Linked DNA regions of Homo sapiens: region 2 is linked to region 1. The links are chromatin loops, found by intact Hi-C in ENCODE. Cell type or tissue: Calu3. All regions are shown on one strand. Each heading gives the region's core, and the rest is flanking DNA. Links, peaks and the distances in the headings are about the cores only. Region 1 overlaps LINC02253 (long intergenic non-protein coding RNA 2253). Region 2 holds the start of LOC105371006 (a long non-coding RNA gene).

Region 1 (10,874 bases), core at 3,816-6,315:
AAATAGAAACTTTAATGCCTTTTGTTCTCGTGACTTTAGTAATCTTTTGGAAATAAAGACACTTTTAAAGATTATTGGTAAATAAAAAGCCTTGAAAATGTAGACATTTGGTCTAAATTAAGGTCAGAGATCAGATTTGCTAAATGCTTTAAGGTCAAATTATTTCTTTGACTTTTGAAAATTGTTCGATTTACCTACTTTGGAGCATTAGATTATAGATAAGCCTGGGGACATATGGAGAGCCATCCCCTCTAGATATGCTAAAAAGAGTCAGACTTTATCTTCATTTCTGTCTGATTTCCTAGGCTCCATCCCTGGTACATAATTAAAATCACTTACTTATCAGGTTTTTCACTAAAAATAAAAGTTGCTAAGAGTTAACATTGTAACATGCAATTGAGACCACTGGAGAGACAATTTTACAAACAAGGTGTGTAGGGAATGTGTTTTTGGTAAAAGATTATAAGAAGGCATAGGAATATGGCTTTTGTTAAAGGGAATGTAATTTTGTCTAGTTCAGAGGGTTTTAAAGATTGTCTTAACCTAAAAGAGTAACGGAAGAAAACTGAAGGTTTAAGCAAAGTAAAAAGGATTTGTAAAAAGGATTGATCTGATAAAAAAATTCTGTGGGTATAAACAAATTGGCTAAAATTTAAAAGAAATTATTTAGCTTTTATCTGCAGATTAAAACATTAAGATAATGATGTTGTAAGGCCAGAATCTGGGCCCATGTGTCCGAAAAACAGGGTTTTCTTAGAAAATTGACCTGCTGTTTGATGGAAAATTGTAAAGGGATCTAAAAAGTGTATTGAAATCTTATGTTCAAACTAATTAAAACTGGACAGAGATACAAAATTTTATTTAAAAAACTAGCTTTTACGTTAAGGATGCACTAATGCAAACATGAAATTTGTTTTTCTCTTTTGAAGACGATTTTTGTGTAACATTAAAAGATAATGAAAGACTTTTGCTTTCTCTCCCATGGGTAAATGGCAGGGAAAAAAAGGAGGAGAGAGAAAAGACAAATTTAGCCTCATGCTACCTTTATTGGATGTTGCTTGGAAAGCTAAGTCTCCTCTACTAGAGTAAAGGTTTTCTTTTTTAAAGCTTATTTAGAGTTATCATTTTGGCCAAAATGAATGACTTAAGGTAACCTGGGATTCTATTTTGTGATATCAAGTGTTTTAAACCTTTGATATTTGACAAACTTTCCAAAATCAAATTATAAAGTATGTCTCTTTCTGGACTAATCTTTTAGATATTAGGTTCTCTAAAGTCCAAAAATGACATTTGGCTCATTTTGTATAGAAATCATACAGGAAGCACTGCCAAATATGAAATGGTGTTTGGCTTTCTTTGGGTTATATTTGTGTAAATGTGTTATAGGCGTATGTTCTGAAATTAAGTAAAACTCCTATAATTCTAATATGACTTAGTATATGTTATCTATCTGTAATAATTATAATTATTATGTTAAATGACTGTGTGCCACAGAGGTAAAAAATTTACTTGTCAACCATGTCTTTAACTGCAGCTGGCCTAAAAGTGTTTTTGTCATTCACAGACAATTGTTGTCTCATTTTCATCCTCTTTAAAAGATGGTTTTATAATCAGCTATAAAATTTAACAGGTGCTCTTAAATGCAGGATTCTGACTAATAACTCTGGAGATTGTGACATTAGAAGAGAGGGAAAACTTTCAAATAGAAGAGTGAATGGTGTTTGGTTTTCTTTGGACTGTATTTGTATAAATATTATATTATTAGTATGTGTTCCAAAATTTATGGGAAACTTCTATAATTCTGATATGATTTAATGTACATTATTAATAATAATTGTTATATAAAATTGTTGTATGCCACAGAAGTAACCAAAATTCCTAGTCACCTGTAGCTTTAATAGGGGCTATTTACTTGTCATCCACAGACATTTTGTCTTGTTTTGATCCTTTTCAAAAGGCAGTTTATAATCAGATATAGGACTGTGAGTGCAGGTCTCAGACAACTTTAAAAATTGTGCTATTTGAATAGAGGAAAAAATGAAACTTCTAGGAGTCTCATGGAGATCTGATGTGTTAAACGTTGCTGATCCTTTTGTTTTCAGAGTCAAGATAACTTATTTCTTTAAAGCTATTTGCAACTTTAACAAGTGAGTAAAATATACTCCTGTGAACAAAATTTGGAGCATATTTGTTCCCCTCTACCTGATTTCTCCAGAATTTGGAAACTATTTGTGAGTATTCTCAATTTATGGCAGTACAGTTAATTGCATAAGTGCAATAAGAATCTGTTTTCTTTTGTAACAGGATATAATTGGAGAAATTGGTTATTTTACCAAGGCTTTGACTGGAATGGCATGCCTCCTTTAAAGAATCAAAGTTGACTTATAGAGCCAATTAAAGCCCATTGGGGCATCTGGCCTCATACTTTGTCCGCATAGAGTACCTGTACAAGATACCTGTACAGGAACCTGTACAAGGTTCCTGACCTGTGGTAAGTAAAGAATGTCACTTTCTAACAGGCCCAGGAACCCCAAGTTACCTTGGGACCTCAAGAGGAGAGGAATTTGCCCAACTCATAGGTACTTGAGGGTACAGACCCATGGCTGGGCTCGGCTTTTAATAAGTGTTATCTGAGATTCTTCATGGAACAGAGTTCTAACAAAGCCAATTTAAAAAACCTAAGTAAAAAATAATTATTCTTGCTGCACTTTATGCAAATAATCAGGCCAAATACAGTAAGACTAAAGTTTCTTTTGTAAACAAATCAGTTCTATTGTGATTTGTTTTTAATAAAAATGGGGACTGGAGGGAGACAAAAGTATGCTTCAAAAGAAAAACTGAAGTACACTGTTGTTAACCGTTCTTAAGGTTTTTTCTGCAGTTTAGACTAAATTCTAAATTCATTGTGGGTTAGAAGTCTCCAAACTAATGTTTTCAAATCTTTGCTTTTAAAATTGGGAATTGTAGTCCTCATCCTAGGACTCGTTATTTATCTTATAAACATGCTGTTTACTTAAATATCATCCTGAAACATAAATAAAAGTATATTTTTACCACACAAGCCTTGCAAGCCCAGCCAAGCCTGCATAAATACACTCAGACAGTTGTGAAGCAGGTCTACTCTTCTCTCCTTGGGGTTCACTCCCATTCCCGCTATGTCCCCTGTAAGCAGGAAAAATCTAGAGTGATCAACAGCCTCTTCCCATCTTCATAGCCTACACCTAAAGATTAAGGTGTTATAAAACCCAAAGGGAGGGACCGAAAGCGCAATAGCAAAATGATGACTGAGACAGTGAGAGATCTAACTTAATTGACTCCATCTCGCTTCTAACCTCCAAACTGTCCTTGTTCATTCCTGGGCATAGGCTGCACTAACTTCGGGAGAAACATAGTTTATAGTTTAAACAAAGACGGTTAGAGTCCTTTCTCAAAGCAGACTTCCTTCTTGCCTGGGGACTAGATTGCCTTTGTAGGACTAACATTAGCCACAAGATTAGAAATTATAGTTCAGGAGTCATGCAGCTGGAGGCTACAAGATTCTGACCCTCCCTAAACTGCTTCTAAGATCAGTGCTTGAGATATTTGGCAGAGCCTGCACTTGATGGATCAGCTGGCACCTCCCAGATCAATAAACTGGCTCATCTGATCTTGTGGCTCCCACCCAGGAACTGACTCAGCGCAAGAAGACAGCTTTGACTCCCTAAGATTTCATCCCTGAACAATCAGCACTCCCGGCTCACCGGCTTCCCCCAATCCACCACGTAATCCTTAAAAACTCTGCTCCCCTAATGCTTGGGGAGATTGATTTGAGTATTTAAACAATTCTGGTCTCTCACACACACACAAAGAAAAAAAGAAAATCGAGGTTGCAAAGAATAAGTGACCTCTGGATATTTTTGTTCACTTCTAGTTCCTTATCATGTTTATTAAGATGTTATTTTAAATATAACTATAGCATTATTAAACTGGATATTTCCTCAGAAAAATATTTAATGTGAACTTAAGTGATACTTCTGAAGCAGTGGAATTCTGGTTTCTTTCACTATATTTGATACACTAAGATGAACATTTTCTCCATATTTACAGAAATAATCTGGTTTGTACTCAAACTACATTCTCAAAACAAAGCAGAATATAAAATGGATTTTTTAAATAAGTAAATGTGTAGTATTTTTTCAAGTTTCTATTTCAGGAATCTATTTCCAAATCCATTAATGAAGTGAATATATTTCTCTAAAAATATTTAAAATATTCCTATATAAATTGTAACCTGAAGCAACTAATCATCTTCTAATTTAGCTTAAAGAAAAAAATACAGGAATAGAAAACGTGTGTGTGTGTGTGTGTGTGTGTGTGTGTGTGTGTGTGTGTGATTTTTGGAAGGTTGTCCAAGAGACTGGTATTTTTTTCACCTGACTCAGAGTACTGATATAGAACCAAAATACTTTGGATAACTGGTAGCCACTTAGTACAAAAGAGAGTTCAGTGGCTTCTTGCAGTGCCAGAAGTGCCAGTACTTGTCACACTGTAGACAAAGGCCAAAACAGCTCACCACAATTGGGAAAAAGTATCCTGCTAATGACTTTTACAATGAGATGGAAAGAGAAGAATCGAATATATGTCCAATTTTTTAGCTTTTTAAGAGGCTACCTAAGGGACTGATTTTTGTCTCATGTGACTTAGGGCACTGATGAGGAGCTGTCATAGTTTGAATGCCTGGGGACTGCAAAGAACAAAAGAGAGCTTGGCATATAGTTCTGGAGAACCTGCAGTACCACAGACAGACACAAGAGAGAGCAAGAGCCCACAAACTCCTAAAAAAGAAACCAGCAAATCTCTCTAATCTGGAAATTACATGCACAAGCTCAGAGAAAATGCATTTCCATAACATGTTTGAGAGGCCCTCTGAATCTCTAGTCATGCTGACTGATGAAGGTATTCCCCTGTATGAAATCAGTCTGTAAAAACTCGAAGTGTTAGTTGTTTTTTCAAATAAAAAAATTACAACAAAAAATAAGAAGACACATGAAGAAACAGGAGAACATGACCCAATTAACGGAACAAACTAAATCTCTAGAAACTGACTCTAAAGAAATTGATATTTACAAACTATCTAAAAAAGAATTCAAAATCATTGCTTTACAGAAGCTCAGTGTGCTGCAAGAGAATGCCAGATAGACAACTAAATGAAATCAGAAAAACCACAAATGAGCAAAATGAGAATATGTACAGAGATAGAAACTACATGAGAAAAAGCGAAGTAATTTTAGAGCTGGAAAATAAAATAGGTGAATTGAAAAATTCACTACAGCAGATCAACAGCAGATCTCACAAAGCAAAAAAAAAAAAAAGTCAGTAAACTCTAACACAGGTCATTTGAAATTATCAAGTCATAATAATAAAAAGAAAAAAGAATGAAGAAAAGTAAAGAAAGTCTAATTGATGTACCAGCACCCACGAGCAGACCAATATACACATTATGTGAGAGTCTGAAAGAGAAGAGAGAAAGATTAGAGCAGAGAGTTTATTTGAAGAAATAATGGCCAAAATTATCTGAAATGTGAGGAAGAAAACAGACCACATTAAATTCAAGAAGCTCAAATAACTTTAACTAAGAAAAACCCAAATAGGTACAAATCAAGACACATTATATTCAGACTGACAAAAGTGAAAGGAGAGACTTGAAACTAGTAAGAGAAAAGCAACTCATCACATGAAAGGAGCTGCCATAAGATTATCAGTGGGTTTTTTAGCAGAGACTTTAGAGGCCGAAGTGAGTGGGACGATACATTCAAAAGGCAAAAATAAATAAAAATTGCAGCCAAACATAAAAACTGTATCTGTCAAAACTATCTTTCATAAACCAAAAAGAAATAACTTCCCAGATGAACAAAAGTGGAGGGAGTTCATCACTACCAGACCTACATAAAAACTACCAAAGACAGTCCTTGGCGTTGAACAAAAAGGACACTATGTAGCAACATAAAAGCACAGAAAAACATAAAGCTCTCTGGTAAAGCCAAATATAGAGATAAATACAGAATTCTATAATATTGTAATGGTGTTGCATACAGCACTTTTAATTCAAGTAAAAAATGTAAGCAATATAAGCATAACTACAACTGTAAAACAATGTTAATGAATACAAAATATTTTTTAAAATGTAATTTGTAACATCAGTAACAAGTATGTGGTAAGGAGATCTGAAAGAGTAGTTTTGTATATAATTGTAGCTAAGCGGTTCTCATTTTAAAATAGATTGCTACAATTCTCGATGTTGTATGGGATCCCCATGATAACTACAAAGAAGATACTTATAGAAGATGAACAAAATCAATTAAGAAAGAAATAAAAGCATGACACTACAAAGGATCAATGAACCCAAGGGAAGACAGCAAGAGAGAACAAGAGGGACCAAACTAATACCATACATACAGAAGACAATTAACAAAATGGAAATAATAATTCAGTAATTAAGTATAAATGGGTTAAACTCATCAATCAAAAGACACAGTGTAGCTAAATAAATTTTTAAAAAATCAAGATCCAACTATATGTTGTTTATAAAAGACTGACTTTAAATAAAAAAGACATGCATAGGTTGAAAACAAGAAGATGGAAGATTTTTCCATGCAAATTTTAATCAAAAGAGAGGAGGGTTGGCAATACTTATATCAGACAGAATAGGCCTTAAGTCAAAAACTATCACAAGAGACAAAGAAGTACAATATATTGTTATAAAGGTTTAATTCACCAGGAAGATATAACAATTGTAACTATATATGCACCTAATAGCAGAGCACTTATATATATGAAGCAAACATTGACAGAAATAGAGAGATATATAGACAGCAACATAATAATTGTAGGAAATTTTAATACCCTGTTTTCAATAAGAGATAGGCCAACCAGAGAGATCAACAAGAAAATAGACGACTTGAACAACACTATGAACAAATTAGACCAACAGACATATATAGAACACTAAACCCGAAGTTTGCAGAGGAAGGAAATAATGAAGAATAGAGCAGAAATAAACTCAACAAAGAATAGAAAAACAATTTAAAAATCCATAAAATGAAGTGTGTTCTTTGAAAAGTTTAACAAAACTGGCAGATTTTTAGCTGGACTACAAGTAGAGACCCAGTTAGCAAAAGTTAGAAATAAAAGAGGAAACATTACAACCAATGCAAAAGAAAGAAAAGGGATCATAAGAGACAACTATATGAACAATAGTAGGCCAACAAATTAAATAACATAGAATAAATGGATACATTTATAGAAACATACAACCAACCAAGACTGAATCATGAAGAGATAAAAATAAAAAATCTATAACTAATGAGATCGAACGAGTAATTTATCAGTAATAATAATAAAAATTCCCCCGCAAAGAAAAGCACAGGACCAAATGGCATCACTGTATTAAGCAAAGTTGAGGATACAAGTCACCATTCAAAAATCAATTACATTTCCATACATTAACAATGAATAATCTGAAAAGAAAATAATATTCATTTATAATAGTATCAAAAAGAAAAAATACTTAGGAAAAACTATAACCTAGAAGGTGAAGCACCTGTACACTAAAACTACAAAATATTGCCTAAAGAAAGTAAAGACAATATAAGTAAATAGAAAGACATCCTGTTTTCACGGATTGGAAGACTTCATATTCTTAAAATGCACATAGTACCCAAAGTCATCTACAGATTCAATGCAATCTCTGTGAAAATCCCAATGACATTTTTGCAGAAATAAAAAAAATGACTCCAAATAGCCAAAACAATCTTGAGAAAAATTTTAAAAACCTGGAGCCCTCGTATTTCCTAATTTCAAAACATATTACGTAGCTACTATAATCAATATAGTATGGTAATGGCATAAAGATAGACCAATAGGTCTATGAAACAAAACAGAAAAAAATGCTTTACAAAAACTGTTAACATTTATAATGAAATGATCTTTGACAAACTGCTAAGGCTTTGTAATGGAGAAGAATAGTCTCTTCAACAAATAGCTGTAGGAAAGTTAACGTATATTCGTAATGCTTGAGTTTGTTATTGAAAATGCAATTGCTTATTGTATTGTGCCTGTTTTCAAGAAGAAAATGGAGTTTATAAAGGATAAGTCAACTCTAGATATTTTTGTTCATGTCTAGTTTCTTAATGTGTTTATTAATTAATGTTATTTTAAATACAACTATAGTACTATTAAAGTAGATATTTACTCGGGGAATATTTAGTGTGAACTAAAGTGATACTTCTCAAGCAGTAGAACTCACTTGCAGAAGAATGAATTTGAACCCTACCTTACACCATATTCAACATTTATCTCAAAATGGATTAAAGGCCTCAAAACCTGAAACCATAAAACTCCTAGGGAAAAACAAAGTTGAAAAAAAAGTTTTGTAACATTGGATTTTGCAATGATTTCTTGGTTACCACATCAAAAGCACTAGCAAGAAGGCACAAATAGATAAATGATAGCACCAAACTTGAAAACTTCTGTGCAGCAAGCAAAACAATCAACAGAGTTAAAAGGCAACCGACAGAATGAGAGAAAATTTGCAAACCACATATCTGATAACGGATAAATCTCACAAGTACGCAAAAACTCCTATAACTCAACATCAAAAAACACCAATTAGTCAAATTTAAAAATTAGCACTAGACTTAATAGACAGTTTCCAAAGTAGATACACAAATGGCCAATGAGAATATAAAAAGATGTTCAATATCACTAGTCCTTAGGGAAATAAAAATCAAAACCACAAGAAAATTTTACCTTATACCTGTTAGCATGACCATTATGAAAACAAAACAAAATGGAAAACAACACAAGTATTGCTGAGGATGTGGAGAACTTAGAATTGTTTATTGTAATGTAAAATGCACTGTTGATTGTAATGTAAAATGATACGGTTGCTATGAAATACAGTATGGAGGTTCCTCAAAAAATTCAAAATAGAACTACCATATGATCCAACTACCCCATTATTGAGTATATATCCAAAGGAAATGAAATCTGTACATTAAAGAGATATCCACCTTCCCGTGTTTATTGCAGTACTATTCACAATAGCCAAGATATAGAGACAACACAAGTGCCCATTGATGAATAAATGGATAAAGAAAATGTGGTACATACACACAAAGGAATACAATTCAACAACAACAAAAAATAATGAAATTCTGCCATTGGCAACAACATGGATGAACTTGAAGGACATTATGCTAAGTATAATATGCCAGGCACAGAAAAACAAATACTGCATGATCTTTCTCATATGTGGACTCGAAAATAGTTGATCTCATAGAAACAGAGTGTAATTATAGTTATCAGAGACTGGGGATTTAGAGCACACGGGAGGATGGGAAGATGTATGTATTTGTTACTTGGATAGATTTAACCATTCCATAATGTATAAATACTTCAAAACATCATGTGGCTCACAACAAAAAATACAATGTTATCTGTCAATTTTTTAAATTAAAATATTTATAAACCTTTAGAAGATAAATTTAAAAGAAATTTAAAAATAAAAAGAAAAATCAACTGGTATTCAAAGCTTTCCAAACATACTTGAAAATGAAAAGTTGGTTGATGATAAAAATATTAATATTTTGCTTAATGATAGTGCATTATAGGGAAATATTGACATATGGTAATACACTTATTACAGACAGGAAAATCAGAATCTGAAAGCCCCATACCAACATTTTCAATGATTTGGAGAAAAGGTTGTCAAGAACATAAAGAAAATGAGAAAACTCACTGTAAATGGTTTAAAATTTTAATTCAAGAGATAGATTACGTATAGCATTTACTTATTAGCAATTCCTTTTGTGGCAAATAGTTCATAAAGAAATATTTAACTTATTTCTTCAAAGAAAAATGACAATGTAAGAAATCATTTGAGTGTACAAATCTTCCATTTTGATTGTGGTATTTCTAACTCTCAGTTTTTGGAGTATTCAACTGGTATATTATTATATATAACCTGCCATTCTTGCATATGTATTTTCTTTCAATTGTCTTGATCAATACAGGGAAAAATGCTATATAAATAGGGCAATTGAGCTTTATTAGTGTTTGAGGAAAAAAAATTCATCCATGTATAATTTTTGTTTATTTAGAACATTTTTTTAAAAGAAGTGAATGAAAGGAGCTATTTTTAAAGGTCATAATGAATGTTGTAGATGAATCATAGGTACACCTATTTAGCTCTCAAAAGCACAGGGATTCAGGAACAATATTTTTCCACAGTCTTCCTTGGCAAAGGAAGAAAATGAAAAGCATGAAATACAAGATCTGATCTGGGATTTTCATCTGTAATTTATTTAACAAATTTCCAAAGGCTATGATTACACAGAATAAGTAGTTGTGACAACTGTTTTTGGAGTCAGATCTAGATTCATATTCCAGAATTAACTCTTACTAGCTGTGTGAGTTTCAGTACGGACTTCAATCTTCTGTATCTCAGTTTTCTCATATATATCACGGGGTTAATAAGTTGGCATGTTTTATACAACAGTTATAAGAATTACATAAGATAAACAGTTAAATGTTTAATACAGTTCCTGGTGCATGATTAAATCTGTTAGCTATTATTAATGTTATATTATCAAAACAGAAGGGACAGGGAAGTCTTCGTAAACCACATCCTTAACCAGCATGTGGCTGAGAGTAGTTAAGGGCAACGGATCTGGGTCAGACTGCTTGAGTTTGACACTTACTAACCCTATCCAGCCCCAACTAAGCCTAACTCTAATTAACTCCATCTTACTCTAACTTACCTAGTTGTAAGATCTTGGCATACTATTAGTATTTAACCTATGACTCAGTTTTCTTATTAGGAAAACAAGCATAAT
Region 2 (10,874 bases), core at 3,810-6,309, 71 kb before region 1:
AAGACCCAGAGCACAGCAATTTTATCTCACACTTTAAATTCTTTATATTTAGCGTATCTAGTAATATAAATAATGAGTACAGAATGAATTTATTGATTGATTAATTAACCAAAGAGCTAACCTTTCTCCTGCCCTAGAATTCGTCAAAATCTAAATTGCAGCTTATTTCTAAAATTGTGTTAAAAGACACGTTACACAAAATTCACCATTTTAATCATTTTTAAGTACACAGCTCAATGGCATGAAGTGCATTCACAAAACTGAATCTCTGTACCCACTAAGCAATAAATTCTTATTACGTTTCCCCTAGTTCCTAGCTACCACCCTTCTGCTTTCTCTTTCTGACTTTACTCCAAATACTTCATTTGGTGCTATCATCCACATTTGTCCCTGGCTTATTTAACTTTTCCCAATGTCTTCGAGCTTCATCTACATTGTAGCATGTGTCAGAATTTCCTTCTTTTTTATGGCTGTATAATATTCCACTTTATCTACGATCACATTTTGTTTATCTATTCATCTTCTGACAGACACCTGGGTTGCTTCTACCTTCAGCTATTGCTAATAATGCTGCTATGAACACAGTGGTACAAATATAGTGTCCCTGATTTTAATACTTTTGGTTATGGGGTGAAAATTAGGGATCATGTGGTAATTCTAATTTAAATGTTTTGAGAAACCACCATACTGCTTTCCATCCCAGCTGTACCATTGTTCATTCCCAACAGCATTGCATAAGGGTTGCAAGTTCTCCATGTTCTCAGAAACTCTTGTTATTTTATGTGTTTTTTATGATAGCAATCCTAATGTATATGAAGTAGGATCTTATAGTTTTGATTTGCATTCCCCCATGATTAGTGGTTTTTGAGCATCTTTTTGTATCTTCACTGGCTGTTTGTATATGTTTGGAGAAACAACTAATCAAGTCCTTTGTCCACAAAACAGATCCACAGCCTAATTTAGCTCCTAAGAGCTAAATTATAAAAGACTTAGAAGAAAACACAGGGGGAAAGCTTCATGTCATTAGATTTAACAATGAGATCTTGGCTATGACACCAAAAGTGCAGGCAACCAAAGAAAAAAATAGACAGATTGAACTTCATGAAAACTTTTAAAAATTATACATCAAAAGACAATATCAACAGAGTAAACAGGCAAGCCACAGAATGGGAGATAATAATATTTGCAGTTCACACATCAGAAAATAGATTAATATTCAGAGCATATAGAGAACTCCTGAAACTCAACAATAAATTTTGTTTTAACTGTCAGAGCTAAGGATAACTATCAGAATATTTTAGTATCACTCCTCACAGCAGCTGTACTGCACTTTAAAAAAAAAAACAAACTATATTCTCTCAACTCATACTGGGAAGCCTGAACTTATGTGTTAGTGGAATCTAAATTCTGAAGGCTGGAAGTATTGAAGGCATAACTAGAATAAGAAGCTGTATTTCCTTTGAGTTTTTTTCTTTTTTATCATTTTTCATTTTCTCTCTAGTATTACAAATTAGCAGATGAAGAAAACAGCTCTCTGTGCTTATGTGTGTGCATTTAGAAGTAGAGCAGGCATTTTTATCAGCTAGACAGTGAGCTTTTAAAGCAAATTAGTAAGAAGAGAAGCAGGGAGGTCCAAATAAAATCTACTCAAAGTGGAGAGCAATTGTAATGGGGCTGGGGGTGGACTGAAATATTGATTCCTAATACTTACTCTCTTCGTTATTACACGCAGTGACAAAAACTATCAAATTATAACCAGAGGCCATTTTGCGGGAAAGGGCAAGAGAAGAGAACAACCACAGATGGAAACTGCCATCCAATTTTTGTAGCACAGTAGTGACGGCGACAAAAGGTCAGCAAAGGGGAAGGTAAATAATGTAGGAACAATGCTGAATCTGGGTTCTGATTCAGGCAACAGGAGCTCAGGCCTGCATGCCTACTTTTTGATTTTACCATGGCTGGACTTTCAGAAAGACAGCCCTAGTCACACGCCTCCTCATCCCACCTTTTTCATCTGTCTCATCCCTCCCATACGACTTCTGCCAGAGAGCACCTAGCAAAATGCCTCTCGTACACAACCAACAGTTACTCATCTACTAAGGTAAGGTATGCCAACATTGTATTATCTACTGAGTGAATTATTAAACAAGGGTGGAAGGGAAATTAATGAAGCAATGGAAAACCTGAAACTTAGAGTAATAATTTCCTTCCCCCCGACAAGGGGGAACAGGATGTTAGCGCTTAGCAAATCAGGTGTGTCCACACTTTGATCTTTATCTTGGAGATTCTTTTACATTATGAATTCTAGAACAGTGGTAAGTGGTAGCTTCTACAAACAGAAATTTACTGCCAATGAAATTAAATGTGTGGCTACAACATCAAACAACCAGAATTTAAGAATTATTACGTATGTTCTTTTCTTATCCTATATATAAGAAATAAAGCTTACATATTTACATAATATTCATGTTTTAATCTTTTAGCATTTAAACTAAATTCCCACTCAAATGAGTTAGTGAAAGATTCAAAAATTTCTATTTTGTCTCTTCATTTGTTAGTATTATTCATAACCAAAATAAACATTAAACACAATAGGCATCCTAATTTTTTTTTTTTTTGAGACAGAGTCTTGCTCTGTCACCCAGGCTGGAGTGCAGTGGTGCGATCTCGGCTCACTGCAACCTGCACCTCCCTGGTTCAAGCAATTCCCCTGCCTCATCCTCCCGGGTAGCTGGGATTACAGGCACACGCCATCAGGCACGACTAATTTTTTATTATTTTTAGTAGAGATGGGGTTTCACCATATTGGCCAGACTGGTCTCGAACTCCTGACCTCAAGCAATCTGCCTGCCTCAGCCTCCCAAAGTGCTGGGATTACAGGCATGAGCCACCGCAACAGGCCAGCATCCTATTTTTTTTAACGTAACTACAGTGTTGACATTCCTGATTATTATTTCATAACAAGAAAACTGAAGGCCACGCTAGTGTAAAATATGTGACCTCTTTTTTTTTTTTTTTTTCTACTAAGAAGCATTAAAGACGATGCAAGTTTCCTTTTGGAAGAAGAATCTTTTTGCCACCAAGCTGGTATTAATTTCCTGTTCAAAAGGGGCTACGTTGTCAATGTGACACTTTAATCAGCCCCCAATGTGACTGGGAAATGCCGACTTCACAATCAATGTCAATGTATTTCATGTCGTCTCGATACCTCTTAGTCATTTTGCTTCAGAAGTGCGTGAACAGGGTCAATATATTTCATTAGTTTGTTTCATCTGAAGGAGAGTACAACACGAGAACTTTGATTATATTATAAGAATTGCTTTAATGTGACACCGATTCCCTGATTGTGCTATACCAGACATTCAAGGGCTGGAGGGCAACAAAACCATCTTTCCCCTAAACATTCATCCAGCCACCACCAGCAAAATGTGCCGCAAATGAAAGAAGAAAATAAGATCCAACTCAATTTACATAGTGGAGATGAGATTATGCTGTCATAAATGCATTATAAAACAGAATCATGGAGATTAACTTTGAAGAATGCCAGTGAATAGTAACAATTCTTTTCCACTGTCTAATTGTAGCAGTAAAAATATTTATGACTCTAAAATTTAATAGTTATTTTCATAGTACTGCTACATAATTAACTGCAATAGAATGTTTGTGCATTCTTTCTCAGTGAATTTTACAGCTTCATGACTATCAAACAAATACGAAGTGACTGCATTAGTCCCATCTAATTCTTCCTTTAAAATTATTCAATGGCACTTTTATCCAACAATCCTTGTTGTTTACATCTGACCTCTTTCTAGATGGAGAGGCTACCATCCAGCTCCTCATGAAGTGGATCTTGTAGAGTAGCTATTCACTTTGACTTTTATTATAAGATATGGTATATATTTCCTTGTATTTTGCTTTGTTTCACTGTTTATCTCTACCATTTCAGAGAACAGAATAAAGTGAGGGTCTGAAGAATTATCCATAAAGCATGATCCTTTCGTAAGTCAATTTCTGAATGCAGAATTCCTTTTTGCTTAGACTGTGTTTTGTTATTGCACTCTAGCATGTTCATTTGCCATCTACGCGCCTGCAGATAGAATTATTCACAGTAAACATCCAGGACATACTTTCTTGTTTCTGACCTATACCCCATTCAAATCTTGTCTGAGGTTGGCCATGGCTTCTTGGAGAAATCCAGATGCCCCTGCCCTTATGCTATGTGCTGATTTTTGTGGCTGAGACTTGACTCTTCTTTTTCCAAAAGACTTGTCTGGGGTTTGCCATGTCAGCACTTCCTGTTTTATATCATCATGCTGGAGAGTACCTAGCCAGAACTTCTGGCCAAATCACTGCTCGGTATCCCTTCCAAAGTCTATAGGTATTCAGGAGACAGAAGTCAGATATACTTTTACTGAAATCACATTTTTTCTTAATATCTTCATTCCATTTCTTAAGAAAAAGACTGACATAAAATACATTCTATTATTTTAAAAAACAAGCAATGTTATTGACCTTTAATGAGTATTGTCTCTCCAAAATACTAAAAGAAACCCCATAAATGCAGCTTATCTTGCACTTAATGCATTAGTATCATAAAACACAATTTTAAAAAGCCATGTCATTATGGTCTTTTATGCTTCTTAGGCATTTTCATTTCACAAAGGAAATCAGCCTTTTTGCCAAGATAAAGAGAATTAGGGAGAATGAAATTTTATGTAGCAATATTTTACTCCTATTCATAAATATTTTTTGAATTTTAAAGTCTGTTATTAAAAAGTCATCAGTAGTTCTGCTAATAGCTATTATCTTTATTTTATCACAGAGTATAAAGACAGATATTATTCACTAATGGTTATAAGCGATCATAACCAAAGTAACTTTTAACACAAGATTCCAGTAAAAATGTCTGTTAGGTAATGCTATACTTTAGATGTTTATTCCCTCCGAATCTCATGTTGAAATTTAATTCCCAAAATTGGAGGTGAGGCCTAATGGGAGGTGTGTGAGTCATGGAACTGGATCTCTCAGTGACAGATTGATTAATGCCCTTTCTTGTTGGAGGTGAGTGCATTCTCCCGCTATTAGTTCTCTAAGTGCTCTCTAGAGAGCTGTTTGTTGAAAGGAGTCTGGCACCTAACCCCATCTCGCTTGCTTCCTCTCTTACCATGTGATCTCTGCACAGCCAGCTCCACTTTGCCTTCTACCATGAGTGGAAGCAGCCTGAGGCCCTCACCAGAAATCAAGCAGAGGCTGGTGCCATGTATTTTATACAGCTTGCAGAACTATAAGCCAAATAAGCCACTTTTTAAAAATATATTACCCAGATTCAGGTATTCCTTGATAGCAACAACAACAACAAAAAAATAGACAACAACACTCAACAAGTAAACAACTGCAAGAGTAATACAGAAAAATATGGTGTCTATCTTAAACAGATACAAAGAGCATATGCACAGTGCTTAGCAGTATGTTAGAGACATTGTCAGTTCAAATGTCTTTGCTAGTAACAAAATGTCCAACTAAAAGTCATATAAAGTTTATTTTTCACACATAACAAGAAATCTGGAGATAAATGAATGTGGAATTGTGACTCAAAGAGAACTTTGTTCCTCTTTTCACACAGACACCCTTATCATGCTATCTGCAGCCTTGTCACATCAAGGATGCAAGGTAGTTCCAAGCATTTCATTCACATGCATCTTTCAAAGAAATAAGATCATCATGGATTTCCTCATGCACACCATTTCATTTAGCTTTGAAAACAGTGCTTCCCAGAACTTTCCTGGAAGACATTCTTTTTACTGGGACTTGCTTGCTCACATAGCTAACTTCTGCCCTACAGGAATCTAGAGAGGAGTAGCCAGAATTTTCTGCTTCTATCATGAGACAAAGGAAATAAAAGGGGTAGGGGATGGCCATTGGGTAGACAACCAACAATATATTCAACAACATGAAAGTTTATGCTCAGTAAATCCTTAAATCTAAGAATAAAAATACAACTATTAGTTTATTCAATTTGGAGGGAGATCCTCTATAAAGATAGGGCAAACAAAATAATCATAGTCTTAATTTAAGAAAGACTGGATTTAGGGCAAGAATCATGAGACAAATGAAAGCACTTTAAAATACTGAGGTTATAGTTACATTGGAATGCTGTGCCAACTTTAAAAATAATGAGACAAATCTTTAGATTGTTTTAGGGAATCATCTCTAAAATCTGTGTCTATGATTACACACACATACACATTACTGAAAACTGTGTAATGCCTGAGAGTATTAAAAATGTATAAACTCACCTATAACTACATACACATTTATGCTTGCAAATGCATTGAAAGTTTTAAAAAAAATTATCCAAGAAACTTATGACAGTTTCTGGGAATCTGGATGCCTGGTGAGCAAGGAGAAAAATAGACTTATTTTCTAATAAATATCCTTTTGTATCTTCTAAATTTTATGCCACATGGATAGTTTAACTATTTTTATTTCTCATAATATATTTATATATAAATGTGTGCCTATATATCAATAAATATCATAAACAGATGTAACTTTTTATTTTAAAGGAGGGTAGTAAGAAAAAGAGAAAAGATGTATGGCACCAATAATAAGGAAACCATTAAAACTTCTAACTGTGCAAGATTAGAACAGGATCCAACCCAGACTATGAAAAAATCTAAGTGATGAAAACACAGCATTGCTCACATGCTATTTGATAGAGAATAATTGGTCTAAAGCAGATTAATGATAGATTTTCTTATTGATATCTTTAAGAGGATGTTGATTTCTGTTTGTATATGCAAGTCCAGTTTATTATAATAAATACCTGCCTAGGAGAAATAGAAAGCATAAAGAGGTCCTTTTATGATTTTATGCAGTGCTACTTCCTCCATCTCACCAGATAGAAAATAATGACAATGGTACTAATGATGATAATCAAAAATATTCTTAGTGGTGATGCAGTATTCCTCAATTTTGTAACCATAGATAAGTTTTTAGGATTAAATAACAATTATAAATTTAAATTGAGAGGGTACAAATTTTGACTATTGAACTACACCACAAGGAAAGCAACTTTCTTCATTTTTATGACTAGCATTAAGGGAAGCAATAATATGGCTGTGAAATAGCTAATCAAACTTATGGATACATTTCTGGCTTATGGGTACTTTTTCCTCTTTCCTTTCCTTTGCTATCCTCTCATTTCTTTTAAATGATTAAAGCAGGAGGTAATTTTAAACAAACTTTTTTTGAAACTGATCATGGACAGTGATTTTTGCCACTTGCAGGTCTTTCTATTCTAGAATTTAATCTAGTTATAAACTTGCCATATCTCAATAATATTGTCGGTACAGACAATAACACTCAGCAAATATATTTTAAACTCTCAGAAATTCAGTCACAAGATCGGTTACAACTTTTGCTATCAAGGGAACTTCCCAGGCATATTCCAGTTTGAAGATTCTGCCAAGAAATCTGAGCTCTGTTCAAAGTTCTAGCTGTCATTTCATGAAAGAATCCTGGAATTTTAACAGTTTAAACAAAAAGCCTTCTAACATCTTCCTTTCCCACTGGGAATACACTTCCAAAAGCCTCAGAATCTGATAAAACATTTTCTGGGACTTCATTAAATTTTATTTCAAACATATTATATGTTTAAATGTATATACGTGTTTTCCATGTGACCAATATTTTATATAACAGAAATATATGTAATGATAGCTGCAAAGAAGAATGAAATGGGCATATAAAATGGCCATACGATTTTATTTTTAAAACTGCTGCTTGAATGCCTGATTATTTAGTTGCATTTTTCACTCATTCCTCACTCCAATTCTCAGTTTGTTATTGTTATTACAACTTATTTCCTATTTAGTTACTCTGTAGTCAGCACTATTTTAAATCTTGGGAAAAAAATCTACAGTTTCTGTGACTTTGCAAAAGTAATTTAATTGACTCAGGACCTGACCTCCAAACTACAGCGATGCGATTAAACTGAAGCAGAGTACCAATCATCTGAAATTCCCTTATAATCCTCCACAGAGGCCAGGTTTGCTGGTGCCCATATTCACGTAGAGGCCAAGTTTGCTTGATGAATGCGAAGGATTGTTCAGTTGGCCAAGCAAGTCAATGAACACAATGTGCCTGTTACACTAGGATCTTCCGTCTAAGTCAATGGGGTTGTGTCTCCAACTAAAGGAAGGATGGGAACCCTCTTCTTGGAAAGACTTAAAAGTTATTACATTTTTTAGAGAAAAGTAGATGTATTATTTATTCATAAGGCCAAACTTATGATGAATGAGAGTAATTAATATGCTCCCTGGTTAGAATGGGTGGCAGAAAGAATTAGCTGAGGGGTTAAAAGAAAAGTTTATCTGTGTTTAGTATCTCAGGAAATAAGGTTACCTGTAGTAAATTAAGTGTTTTGGTGTCTCAATATTACTTGCTAGCTAAAGCATTTAGCACTAGCTTTAGCATGACAAGTAGGAAGAAAATCCTTAATATTTATATTGCATTGGTAGGAATATAAGGCTTAATGTAGAGTTCATAGAATTCCTTTTATAAAATGGCTTGTACAGCATATGATATATTTAGAACACTAAATGAATTAAATGCCTCCAGATGAAGGTTGCTGCTGAGCATGACAGTGAATGAGCCACAATGCAGATTCATTGATTATCTTAATTTTAAGAGTCAATAGCAGGCCCAGCCTACTCTGAATAGATATTCTCTACAACAAATGCTCTCAGTCCCCTCACTAGCATGTCAGATCACTTTTGTGATGGCATTTCGAACTCTGGAAAAGAAAGACACTGTGGAAATTCAAGGTCAGGTCTTATTGTAGTTGTTATTACTGTAAAAACATAACCAGCCAGAATAGATTACTTTAACTGAATTTTTAGTTTAACTGAGAGTCATCCAAAATGCCCTTTTTAAAAACATCTGTAGTTTAAACATGACTTATATGTATTAATCCTGTTTCCTCTCTTAGACACTGCAAGCAAAAGCGAAGTTTTTTAAATGGCTCATCATTTTGTAAAAGCTCTTTTTTTTGTTATTTTGAATGAAATAACATTAAATGAAGAAAGGAAATTGGAATAAAAACAAGATAAGCACTTTTCCCAATTTTGTCATTCGCTTGCTCTGTGATCTTGAGCTTTTCCTGTGTTGTGACTCAGTTCCCTTCTAACCAAGAAAGTTACACTTGTCCTAGCCACTTTCCAAAGCTGTCAAGAGGTTCACCTTTGCAAAGAAACATGCGTACACTTTGGTTAGCATAGAGCATTATAGAAATATTAAAGATTCTGTGGTTAGAGAAAGCAGACTGAGCTAAATATATACCAACCCTAGATTATACCCTAAGGGGGTGAGTTTCTGTTTGATTCATTTTCAGTAGTTCTTTGCTACAGCATTAAATTATTAATAAGTTGCATCTGTTGCCTAAAAATATAATTTGAAATCATATCTGCCAATAATCAATGATTTAACCTAGGCTCTAGTTTTTAAAAGTTTCTCTTGGCTGCCATGTAGTGAGTATCCTTTATGTCCTGGATATCATGCTACACGAACCTTTTGTAATTCTTATCCACAGTAGGAGATTAGAAAGAATCCTGATTTCTTGCTTCTTATCAACAATGTAGAACTTTCTTCTGGTTCTTTCCTTGTACAAGGTAAGCAGTGTGAACCTTTGAAAGGTCATTATGAACCTCCAGTTAACCTTCCAGCAACTGTCCTAGCCTTTCAATTTTATGTTATTATGTAAACAATAAAACAATGAAGATTAATTTATTTTAATAATAAAGAACTTCATTGACAACCTGCTTATGGTTAGACACTATGTCAATTGCTGAAGACAAAAATGAAGCTCACATCACTTGTGAGGCTGCCTTTGTCTCTGAGGAAGCAGAATGAGTAAGTAAATAAATACAATACAGTGAGCTAACAACGATGGCAAAATTATGAATACTGTACTAGGAGACCATGCACAAGGAAGAGACAAAGTCAGCTGGCAGTGTTAGGGAAATTCTTCCTAAACAAGAATATATTTGGTGGATGAAATAACATTGTTAGTTGGAGAAACGGGTGTCATATCCAGGATCAATTTCCATGTGGATAGAAGCATAGACATGAAAATGTGAATCTTTTCTTGAGAATAATTGCAGCTCTGTTTTGTGAGAGCTGTGGGCAGTGGGAAGAGGTACAAGATGAAAATGGGTTTGGGCCATATTATGAAGGACCTGCTATGCTGTTCCCAGGAGTATGGCTTAAGATGCTAAAAGCAATGGGAAAATATTCAAGATTTCCAGTAGGAGTATGATATGATCTATTTTAGAAAGTTATGTAATATATGGAATTGGTGGTAGAGTTAGGAAGATGTAGAAAAAAATCTACGTTTTGGGACAAAAAAACGAGGGTCTAAACAAAAGCAGTTCTGAGACATTTTAGAGTAAAGGCATAGTGATCCTTTTGTTCTAAGGGAGAGAGACAGGGAGAAGTTCACGTGCCACACAATAGTTTAAGTGGGTAATGAATGATAATGACATTAACAGTAATAATGAAGGCAAATATGGGAAAAAAATACTCCTTTGGGACTTAGTATCAGTGATGCTGTAAAACATCAAAGTGAAAATGTCCAGGAAGCAACTAGAAAACTGGATCGATAGCTCAAAAATAATAGATGATGTATCTTTGTTCATCAGCAGCAGCTGATGTTACTGAAACGGATGGAAGATACTGAAATCACCCCAAAACATGCTCCATTAACCTACAGAATTAATAGTTTCTCTAATATATCAACACTTACTTTCTTCTGTAGTCTTTCATAAAAATGGGTTTCATGACACTAGGTTATTATTTTATAGGTGTCAACTGTT

What was found. Hi-C counts contacts between places; a loop is a spot of excess contacts. Peaks named below come from ENCODE experiments on the same cell type or tissue, not always from the same donor. Only the 100,000 strongest peaks of a DNase experiment are listed, where the experiment ranks them.
Region 2: a loop joins it to region 1, with 3 times the contacts of the local background. A loop is called at or near these places in 4 of 110 quality-filtered maps.

What each region holds. Positions count from the first base shown.
Region 1 is chr15:97,239,875-97,250,748 of GRCh38, reverse strand. All of the region lies in intron 2 of LINC02253 (long intergenic non-protein coding RNA 2253), which reads right to left. Among named protein-coding and RNA genes, the nearest start is that of LINC02253, 11 kb to the right of the region's middle. In Calu3, for the core only: a CTCF peak has its summit at 4,771; a DNase peak (open chromatin) is centred at 4,778.
Region 2 is chr15:97,310,769-97,321,642 of GRCh38, reverse strand. All of the region lies in intron 3 of LINC02253 (long intergenic non-protein coding RNA 2253), which reads right to left. It overlaps LOC105371006 (a long non-coding RNA gene), which reads left to right and starts at 2,322. Exons shown (of 4, transcript NR_188334.1): 1 at 2,322-2,407; 2 at 3,947-3,999; 3 at 9,593-9,671. In Calu3, for the core only: no CTCF peak of the experiment used is centred there; a DNase peak (open chromatin) is centred at 5,082.